Linked DNA regions of Homo sapiens: all the other regions are linked to region 3. Evidence: chromatin contacts called from ENCODE Hi-C or POLR2A ChIA-PET data. All regions are on one chromosome and are shown on one strand. The core of a region is the stretch at or near the end of the contact, and the rest is flanking DNA. Distances in the headings are between cores, read along the strand shown. Region 1 holds the start of CRX (cone-rod homeobox). Region 2 holds the start of LINC01595 (long intergenic non-protein coding RNA 1595). Region 3 holds the start of NOP53 (NOP53 ribosome biogenesis factor).

Region 1 (3,108 bases), core at 320-2,819, 76 kb after region 3:
TGCTTGAACCGGGGAGGTGGAGGTTGCAGTGAGCCGAGATGGTGCCACTGCACTCCAGCCTGGGTGACAGAGCAAGACTCTGTCTCCAAACAAAAACAAAACAAAACAGAAATGAAGGGCAATCCAGGGAGAGGGGAAGCAAGAATCAGAGAGAGAGAGAGAGAGAGAGAGAGACAGGGAAAAAGAGAAGGAGGAACAGAGATTGGAGCTGCAGAGGATAAGCGAGGACAGAGGGACAGAGATGAGGCTGGAGTTACAGGGACAGGTGGACAGGCAGAAAGACAGCAAAGGGAGGGACAGACAGACAGGAACAGAAGGACATGGAGGCTGAGGGAGAGGGGAGAAAGAGCAAGATAGACAGGGAGACACAGAGAAAAAGAATAAGAGAGACCAAGGGGATAATGCAGGTTTATCAACAGAGACAGGGACGGAGAGGAGCAGATGGAGAATGAAAGAGTGGTATTCAGGAAAGTAGGCAGAAATGCCACAGCCTAAGGCCCACAGGAAAAGAAACTGAGGTACAGAGAAGCCAGACAAAGACCAATGGTGTGTAGAGAGATGGTGAGTGCTGGGTTTGTTGGCTCACGCCTGCAATCCCAGCACTTTGGGAGGCCGAGGTGGGAGGATTGCTTGAGGCCAGGAGTTTGAAGCCAGCCTGGGCAACATAGAGCGACTCCATCTCTACGAAAATAAAAAAATTAGCTGGGCATCGTGGTATGTGCCTGTAAAGTCTCAGCTACTGGGGAGGCTGAGGAGGGAGGATCCCTTGAGCACAGGAGGTCAAGGCTGCAGTGAGCTGTGATCATGCCACTGCACTCCAGCCTGGGCGACAGAGTGAGACCCTGTCTCAACCAAAAAAAAAAAAAAGGAAAAAAAAAAGAAAAAAATCCCAAACCCCAAACTCCACCAAAAACAGAAAAACAAAACACCCTTTCTAATAAGTCTGCCTATTTTCAGTGCTGGAAGCAGCCCCTGCCACCTCCGCCCCCAAAAAGAGGAGAATATCATGTCTGACAACACAGAGACAGAGAGGCCACAGACAAGACTTGACCAAGTCAAAGAGAGAGAAACAGGGGAAACTGAGGCAGAAACCGAGACCAATGAGGCACTACAGAGATAAACTAGCTGTCGGACAGACTGTTGTGGAGAGAAAGGGGGACCCAGGAGAGGGATCCCGAAAGCTCCGTGCCTCTCTTTTTTCAGACGATCTCTCAGGACCATCTGACAGTGCTCTCCTTCCTCTTTGATGCCTCTCTCTTGGGATACTAGCTGAAGCTGGAGAGACACCAGTTAGACCTAAGGAAGGACTTCCCTGAGGAGTAGGGGCTTATGGTCACCGGCAGGAGCTGGGGCCTCCCTTCCCCATCAGCCCTAATTGCCAAGATGTCATGGGGGGAAGAGGAGGGGATTAAGCAGACGGGTGCCCCTCCCCCTCCCAGCCAATGTCACCTCCTGGTGCCCAGTCGAGTCCCCCACCTTGGCCGGGATTACCCTCCGAGTTCCAGGCCATGACAAATGACATCACTCCCGGCCCAGGCTTAAAATCTCCCCATGTGAGGGGATGTGTTTCCTTCAGCCTCTGCTGTCTGGCCGCTCTGTCTAGGTCCTGGGCCACGGGAGAGCCCCGTCCCTCCTTTCTGAAGGTGAGCGTCTGCAGGAGAGGCGGAGGGGACCGAGGAGGGGAGAAAAAAGAGAGGGGAGAAGTTGGGTTTATCTTATTCGTGGCTGTGTTTGCCGTGCTCTGCAGGTGATGTTTGCTGAATAGTCACACACAAAACAGAGGTGCCGTCCTGGCATTTGTGGAAACGGGGCTAGGCTGTGATTGCAGCAGGAGGGAGTAAGGTTAGACAGCAGGGACTGGCTGATGGCACTCGGGGCATTGGGAGGATTCAGGGTGGCTTGTGGGCAAGGGGGTCCCCTCAAGCCCTGACGGCATCCGGGGTTGGGGGCTTCTCACCGTGGTTCTAAGGCAACTCCTCAGCATACCGCTCTGTTGGATGTTCTTTAAAACTCTTAGCACTGCCTGAAATTTTCATTTGCGCGATGATCCACAAATGGCCTGTCTCCCTCCCTTGTTGAGCACTGATTTTTCCCCAGTGCCCAGCGTGTGGTTGGGATTTGCCTAAATATGTGTTGCATAGATGGATGGATGAATGACAGACAAGGGACGGAACAGACATATACGCAGAGAGCCCAGGTCTGTGGCTGCAACAGGAAGAACTCCGGGTGGACTTGGGCCTGCCCGAGAGAGCCAGGAATGTGATGACTGGGGATCACTGTGCTGGTGAATTGATCACTTAGGGCCTCAATGCACCCAGAGGCTCTGGCTTTCAGCCCAGGCTCTACTTCGGGACTGGGGAATCCTCACGCCCCCGCCCTCTTAGCTTCCAGCACAGTCACTCTCTCTGATCTTCTTTCTGCAAAGTTTTTTTTTGTTTGTTTTTGAGATGGAGTCTTGCTCTGTTGCCCAAGCTGGAGTGCAGTGCCACGATCTCCACTCACTGCAACCTCTACCTCCTAGGTCCAAGGAGTCCATCCACCTCAGCCTCTTGAGTAGCTGGAATTACAGGCGCGTGCCCCCATGCCCAGCTATTTTTTGTATTTTTAGTAGAGATGGGGGGTCTCTCCATGTTGTCCAGGCTGGTCTCGAACTCCTGACCTCAAGTGATCAGCCCGCCTGAGCCTCCCAAAGTGCTGGGATTATGGGTATGAGCCTCTGCGCCCAGCCGGTCTCCTGCAAAACTCTTGATTGACACCTTGTTTCCCGTCTGCCCCTGTCAGGAGGGCTGAGGCCTTGTCTGTCTTGCTCTCGGCTGTATTCCCAGTGCTTGGGTCAGTCCTAGACACACAGTGAGTGCTCAGTGAATATGCAGGGAATGAATGAATGAATGAAGGGCAGAAGGGTAGAAGCAGGTAGACAGACTGCCACAGAGAGGAGGTGTGATGCGGTTTTCCCAAAAGGAACGAGCGAGGGCTGTGATTGCCACAGAGTGAGGTCCGACTTCAGGGCTGCCCACTGTGTGTGAATTTCTGGATGCTTCAGGGATCACATTGTTGATCACGGAGTTGATTTGCTCAGGCTCTAACTGTGCCGTGGATCCCAGCTTC
Region 2 (3,262 bases), core at 572-3,071, 120 kb after region 3:
TATTATTTATTTATTTATTTTTGAGATGGAGTTTTGCTGTTGTTGCCCAGGCTGGAGTGCAGTGGCTTGATCTTGGCTCACCGCAACCTCCACCTCCCGGTTCAAGTGATTCTCCTGCCTCCGCCTCTCGAGTAGCTGAGATTACAGGCATGAGCCACCATGCCCAGCTAATTTTTGTATTTTCAGTAGAGACGGGGTTTCTCCATGTTGGTCAGGCTGGTCTCCAACTCCCGACCTCAGGTTATCTGCCTGCCTCGGCTCCCAAAGTGCTGGGATTACAGGCATGAGCCACTGTGCCCAGCCTGCGAATGGTCATTATTTTTATACCAAATAAATATAGTAGCCACCAGTAAATTCATTAGTTAAAAAGGGTTTTCAGCTGGGCATGGTGGTTCACGCCTGCAATCCCAGCACTTTGGGAGGCCTAGGTGGGTGGATTACGAGGTCGGGAGATCAAGACCATCCTGGCTAACACGGTGAAACCCCGTCTCTACTAAAAATGCAAAAAATTAGCCAGGCATGGTGGCGGGCGCCTGTAGTCCCAGCTACTTGGGAGGCTGAAGGAGGAGAATGGCGTGAACCCGGGAGGTGGAGGTTGCAGTGAGCCGAGATTGTGCCACTTCACTCCAGCCTGGGTGACAGAAATTCTGTCTTAAAAAAAAAAAAGGGTTTTCAAGGCCAGGTAAGGAGGTGGCTCACGCTTTCTAATCTCGGGAAGCCGAGGTGGAAGGATGGACTGAACCCAGAAGTTCGAGACTGGCCTGGGCAACATAGTAAGACCCCGTCTCTACAAAAAATTAAAAATTTGGCCAGGTGTGGTGGCACTACCTGTGGTCTCAGCTACTTGGAAGGCTGAGGCAGGAGGGAGGATCACTTGAGCCTGGGAGGTGGAAGCTGCAGTGAGCTGTGGTGGTAGCACTGCACTCCAGACTGGATGACACAGCAAGACCCCGTCTCAAAAAAAATTTTTTTCCAGACTCCCATTTTAACAGACTGTTTCTGCCGGGTGCAGTGGCTCACGCCTGTATTCACAACACTTTCGGAGGCCGAGGAGGGTGGATCACTTAAGGTCAGGGGTTTGAGACCAGCCTGGCCAACATGGTGAAAACCCGTCTCTACTAAAAATACAAAAATTAGCCTGGCATGGTGGCTGGCGCCTGTAGTCCCAGTTACTCAGGAGGCTGAGGCAGGAGGATCGCTTGAATCCGGGAGGCAGAGGTTGCAATGAGCTGAGATCGTGCCACTGCACTCCAGCTTGTACGACAGAGCAAGACTCCATCTCAAGAATATCCCCCAAAAACAACAAAAAACCTCAGACTGCTTCCCTGAAATTCTTCTAAAGAAAATGCCTGACAGGAAATAACTTAAGGATATTGTGGGTTTTTATTGTTGCTACTTCGAGATGCAGTTGTATCTCTAGAGACACAGTGGGGTCAGATCAGAGATGGGGTTCATTCAGGGGCACCCCCAGAACTGGGAGAGTCCTCGGCTTCCACATACCCGTTATGGTGCTCCGTGGCCACCAGGGGGCAACAATACGTCACTGTTCCAGCCCAGGGAGCGGCCAACCAGAGCTTGGACCTGGGGTGTCCCAGGAGCCACCTAGACCGGCTGGTTCCTTCCATACAAAAGACCTCCAGGTGGGATGGGGGAGAGACACCCCACATTCGAGTGGGAGAAAAACATGGAAAAGACACAGAGGCAACATTATATTTCTTTCCACTTGTGTAATTTAAGCTAAAGCCAAACAGCTAGAAAATATACTTTTTTTTTTTTTTTTTTTGGAGACAGTCTTGCTCTGTTGCTCAGGCTGGAGTGCAGTGATAGGATCATAACTCACTGCAAGCTCCGCCTCCCGGGTTCAAGCCATTCTCCTGCCTCAGCCTCCCAAGTAGCTGGGACTACAGGCACCCGCCACCACGCCTGGCTAATTTTTGTATTTTTAGTAGAGACAGGGTTTCACCATGTTGGCCAGGCTGGTCTCAAACTCCTGAGCTCAAGTGATCCACCTACCTTGGCCTCTCAAAGTGCTGGGATCATAGGCGTGAGCCACCTTACCCGGCCTTCTTGTTGTGGTTTTAATTTATATTTCTCTAGAGGCAAATGATGCAAAACATCGTTTCATGTGCTGATTTGCCATCCCTGTGTCCTCTTTGGTGAAATGTTTGTTCAAATCTTTTATTCTTTTTTTTCTTTTAAAAGATTATTTGTTTAATGCTGGGTTTTAGGAGTTCTTTATGTATTCTAGAAACAAGTCCATTGCCAGATATGAGATTTACAAGTACTTCCTCTCCATCTCTGGTTTGTCTTCTTGTTTTCTCATTTTGTTTTGAGATGGAGTCTCACTTTGTTGCCCAGGCTGGAATGTAGTGGCACAATCTCGGCTCACTGCAACCTCCGCCAACACATCTGGCTAATTTTTCTATTTTTAGTAGAGACAGGGTTTTACCATGTTGGCCAGACTTGTCTTGAACTCCTGAGCTCAAGTGATCCACCTGCCTCGGCCTCCGAAAGTGCTGGGATTACAGGCATGAGCCACCGCACCTGGCCTATCTTTTCATTCTCTTTATAGGTTCTTTGGTTCTTTTGCGGAACAAGACTTTAGTTTTTTTATTTTTTATTTTTGAGATGGAGTCTCCCTCTGTTGCCCAGGCTGGAGTGCAATGGTATGATCTCAGCTCACTGCAACCTCCATCTCCTAGGTTCAAGCAATTCTCATGCCTCAGCCTCCCGAGTAGCTGGGATTACAGACATGTGCCATCATGCCCAGCTAATTTTTGTATTTTTAGTAGAGACAGAGTTTCACTATGTTGGCCAGGCTGGTCTCAAACTCCTGACCTCAAGTGATCCGCCCTCCTTGGCCTCCCAAAGTGCTGGGATTACAGGTGTGAGCCACCGCACCTGGCCTTATGAAAGTTTTAGAAGCCTCCATAAACACCGTTTATTGTATATGGTTTAACAACACAGAGTAAGAGGATAAAATTAGATTGCAAATTACACTCCTTAAGATCAGAGCAATAATAAATTGTGGAGATACATGTGATGAAAAGAAATGGAACCTTAATTGCTCCTGTAATTTTATTTCTTATTTTTATTACTAATTTTTGCTCTAAAATCTGTCACTGTAGCTATTTCTTATTTTTATTAACAAACATTTAGACATCCTTTTAGGTAGTACGTACATTATTCTTGTAGCATTCTGTAAACGGGAAACATTGCAAACATTTAAAAAAGTCTGGGATCCCATGACTCAACTCACTGC
Region 3 (3,101 bases), core at 7-2,506:
TTAGAGGCGTGAATCACCACGCCCTGCCATGGATCCCTTTGAATGGCTGCCAGGGCCCAAGAGCCTCTGAGCTTCCTTCCTTATTTGTAAATGACAAAGATGAGTTGATTCTAAGATGAAGCCTCAGAGGGCAAGGCAGTAACAATAGCTAACACTCAGATGCCAGACGCAGCCTTAAGCGCTTTACATATGTTTAATCTTCTGCATGACTTATGACGCAGATGTACTGTTATCATCTTTATTTTACAGATGAGGAAACTGAGGCACAGTGAAGTAGCCCGCTCAAGATGAATGATTCTGAGTCTGCACTTCTAGGGTCCTAAAAGTGTATGTTTCTAACATTCCTCTAATGTTCTGTGCTTCCAACTTTGATATTCCGAAAGTTACTTGATTTCTAAGATCCTAGGATTGGAACATTTGAGAGGACAAAACTTCTGAGATTGGAATGTGTGTTGTGCGGAATCTGCCACTGACGGTTCTGACTTTCTAAGAAAACGAGATTAAAAAATAATCAGGCCGAGCATGGTGGCTCACATCTGTAATCCTAGCATTTTCGGAGGCTGAGGAGGGAGAATCACTTGAGCCCAGGGGTTCAAGACCAGCCTGGACAACATAGTGAGACCTTTGTCTCTTAAAAAAAAACACACACACATCAGTTTGGACCGGGAGTGGTGGTGTGAGCCTGTAATCCCAGCGCTTTGGGAGGCCTAGGAAGGAGGATCACTTGAAACCAGATGTTTGAGACCAGCCTGGGCAACATGGGGAGGCTCCATTTCTACAAAAAATAAAAATAAAAAATTAGCCAGGTGCGGATGCACCCTTCTGTGGTCGCAGCTACTCGGGAGGCTGAGGTAGGAGAATCCCTGAGCTTAGGAGTTGGAGGCTGCAGTGAGCCATTACCCTTCCACTGCACTCCAGCCTGGGGGCAACAAAGTGAGACCTTATCTATTAAAGAAAAAAATCAGTTTGAGCAAAGACCCCAGGCGGCCGGGAAAGGTGTTCGCTTAAGGGCGAAAGCTAAGAACCTGCAACCTTCCCGTCTCTTTCCTACCACCCGCCGCCGTTAGGAATCTTCAGATCCCGCTGTAAAGAATGGAGGAAGGAGGAGCCATTTATCCTTTACCAAGATGGCAGCCTCCTGGCAACTCCAGTCACTTTATAAATATGGCTGCCACAGGAAGTACGTCACGGAAGAGGGTGGGAAATCTGCGCGCGCACGCTGCAAAGGGGCTTTTTGGGACGCCAGTGGCTGAGTTCTTCCTTTGACAAGATGGCGGCAGGAGGCAGTGGCGTTGGTGGGAAGCGCAGCTCGAAAAGCGATGCCGATTCTGGTTTCCTGGGGCTGCGGCCCACTTCGGTGGACCCAGCGCTGAGGCGGCGGCGGCGAGGCCCAAGAAATAAGAAGCGGGGCTGGCGGCGGCTTGCTCAGGAGCCGCTGGGGCTGGAGGTTGACCAGTTCCTGGAAGACGTGCGGCTACAGGAGCGCACGAGCGGGTACGTTGGGCGGGACTTCCGGGAGGTGGGACGGTTCCTGCGCCCAGGTGCAAGGCCAGGCGTGCTTGCGTGGACTCGTCGGGGGTCGGGGGTCGGGGGTCGGGGGTTGGGGGCTCCTGTCCCGGGGACCGCCGAGGAAATGGAGAGCATGGGCAGGGGACTCAGCATGGGAAGCTGGAGAGCTTGATAGAGTTACCAGATTTAGCAGATAAATATACAGGACGCTCAATTAAATTTGGATTTTAGGTAAACAATGAATAATTTTTAGCATAAATACGTTCCATGCATCCACCTTAGCTTGCTGTTTTCTAAATATGTGTGTGTGTGTATGTATATATGTGTGTGTATATATATGTGTATATGTGTGTATATATATATGTGTATATGTGTGTGTGTATATATATGTATATATATATGTTTTTCAGACGGAGTCTCGCTCTATCGCCCAGGCTGGAGTAGGCGCGATCTCAGCTCACCGCAACCTCCGCCTCCCAGGCTCAAGCGATTCTCCTGCCTCAGCTCCTTAGTAGCTGGGATTACAGGCGGGCGCCACCACGCTCGGCTATTTTTCTTTTCTTTTCTTTTTTCTTTTTTTTTTGAGACGGAGTCTTTCTCTGTAGTCCAGGCTGGAGTGCAATGGCACGATCTCGGCTCACTGCAACCTCTGCCTCCTGGGTTCAAGTGATTCTCCTGCTTCAGCCTCCCAAGTAGCTGGGATTACAGGCATGCACCACCACGTCCGGCTAATTTTTGTATTTTTAGTAGAGACAGGGTTTTGCCATGTTACAGGCCAGGCTGGTCTTGAACTCCTGACCTTAGGTGATCCACCCGCCCCGGCCCCCTAAGGTGCTAAGATTACAGGTGTGAGCCACCACACCCAGCCTAATTTTTGTATTTTTAGTAAAGGCAGGGTTTCACCATGTTGGCCAGGCTGCTCTTGAACTCCTGACCTCAGGTGAGCCACCCGCCTGGGCCTCCCAAAGTGCTGGGATTACAGGCGTGAGCCACTGCGCCTGGCAGTCCTTCCTAAATACTAAGTTCTGTAAACTGCTGGGCGAAGCCTTAGCCTGGAAGAGTCCGGTGGCGGGACTTGACTAAGCGGAAGATGAAGGCTGGACCTGCCAGGTTAAATCTCTTTCCTCTCCAACATCTCTGGCTGATGTTCTGCATTTCTGTCCCCCAGTGGCTTGTTGTCAGAGGCCCCAAATGAAAAACTCTTCTTCGTGGACACTGGCTCCAAGGAAAAAGGTGAGGAGAGGCTTTTGTGGTGTGGAATGGCGGTTATTCATTGTTAGTCAGCTTACGGTAGCCTCTGAGATCTGTGTTAATGATGTGGCTTGGAAGGCAAATATCTGCGGAAACAGGTCAACCTTAATATAAACAAGGGGACCTCAAATGGGCAGAAAGCAAGCTGGAGACGAACTTAGAGAAGGCAGGTTTTTCTTTTGAGATGTCAGTGATCTCCATGCACAGATAAGCTGCTGGGAGTCTGCCTTGATGAATAAGTTAGAAACACATTAAAGGATCTCTTTTTAGCTTGCAGAAAAGCAAGTCAAGGACCTGCTTAACTCAGTCCTGCCGGTTGCGGTGAGTCACGCCTGTATTCC

Evidence for each region. A loop is a pair of places that touch in the nucleus more often than their neighbours do. ChIA-PET counts read pairs that join two places held with the same protein, here RNA polymerase II (POLR2A). Pooled maps may share reads with other maps.
Region 1: a pooled map shows a loop between it and region 3 (2.1-fold over the local background). The contact joins the promoter of CRX here to the promoter of NOP53 in region 3. A Hi-C loop is called at or near these places in 2 of 50 pooled maps. POLR2A ChIA-PET finds 5 or more read pairs at or near these places in 4 of 52 experiments (GM12878, HEK293, HEK293T and 1 more).
Region 2: a pooled map shows a loop between it and region 3 (2.3-fold over the local background). The contact joins the promoter of LINC01595 here to the promoter of NOP53 in region 3. A Hi-C loop is called at or near these places in 3 of 50 pooled maps. POLR2A ChIA-PET finds 5 or more read pairs at or near these places in 3 of 52 experiments (Caco-2, GM10248 and activated T-cell).

Annotation. Positions count from the first base shown.
Region 1 is chr19:47,820,368-47,823,475 of GRCh38, forward strand. It overlaps CRX (cone-rod homeobox), which reads left to right and starts at 1,570. Exons shown (of 4, transcript NM_000554.6): 1 at 1,570-1,643.
Region 2 is chr19:47,867,540-47,870,801 of GRCh38, forward strand. LINC01595 (long intergenic non-protein coding RNA 1595) reads right to left here and starts at 1,822. Exons shown (of 4, transcript XR_936006.3): 1 at 1,501-1,822. It overlaps SULT2A1 (sulfotransferase family 2A member 1), which reads right to left. Exons shown (of 6, transcript NM_003167.4): 6 at 2,928-3,262.
Region 3 is chr19:47,744,290-47,747,390 of GRCh38, forward strand. NOP53 (NOP53 ribosome biogenesis factor) reads left to right here and starts at 1,257. Exons shown (of 13, transcript NM_015710.5): 1 at 1,257-1,494; 2 at 2,678-2,742. The coding sequence starts at 1,271. RefSeq lists enhancers at 1,140-1,529, 1,950-2,450.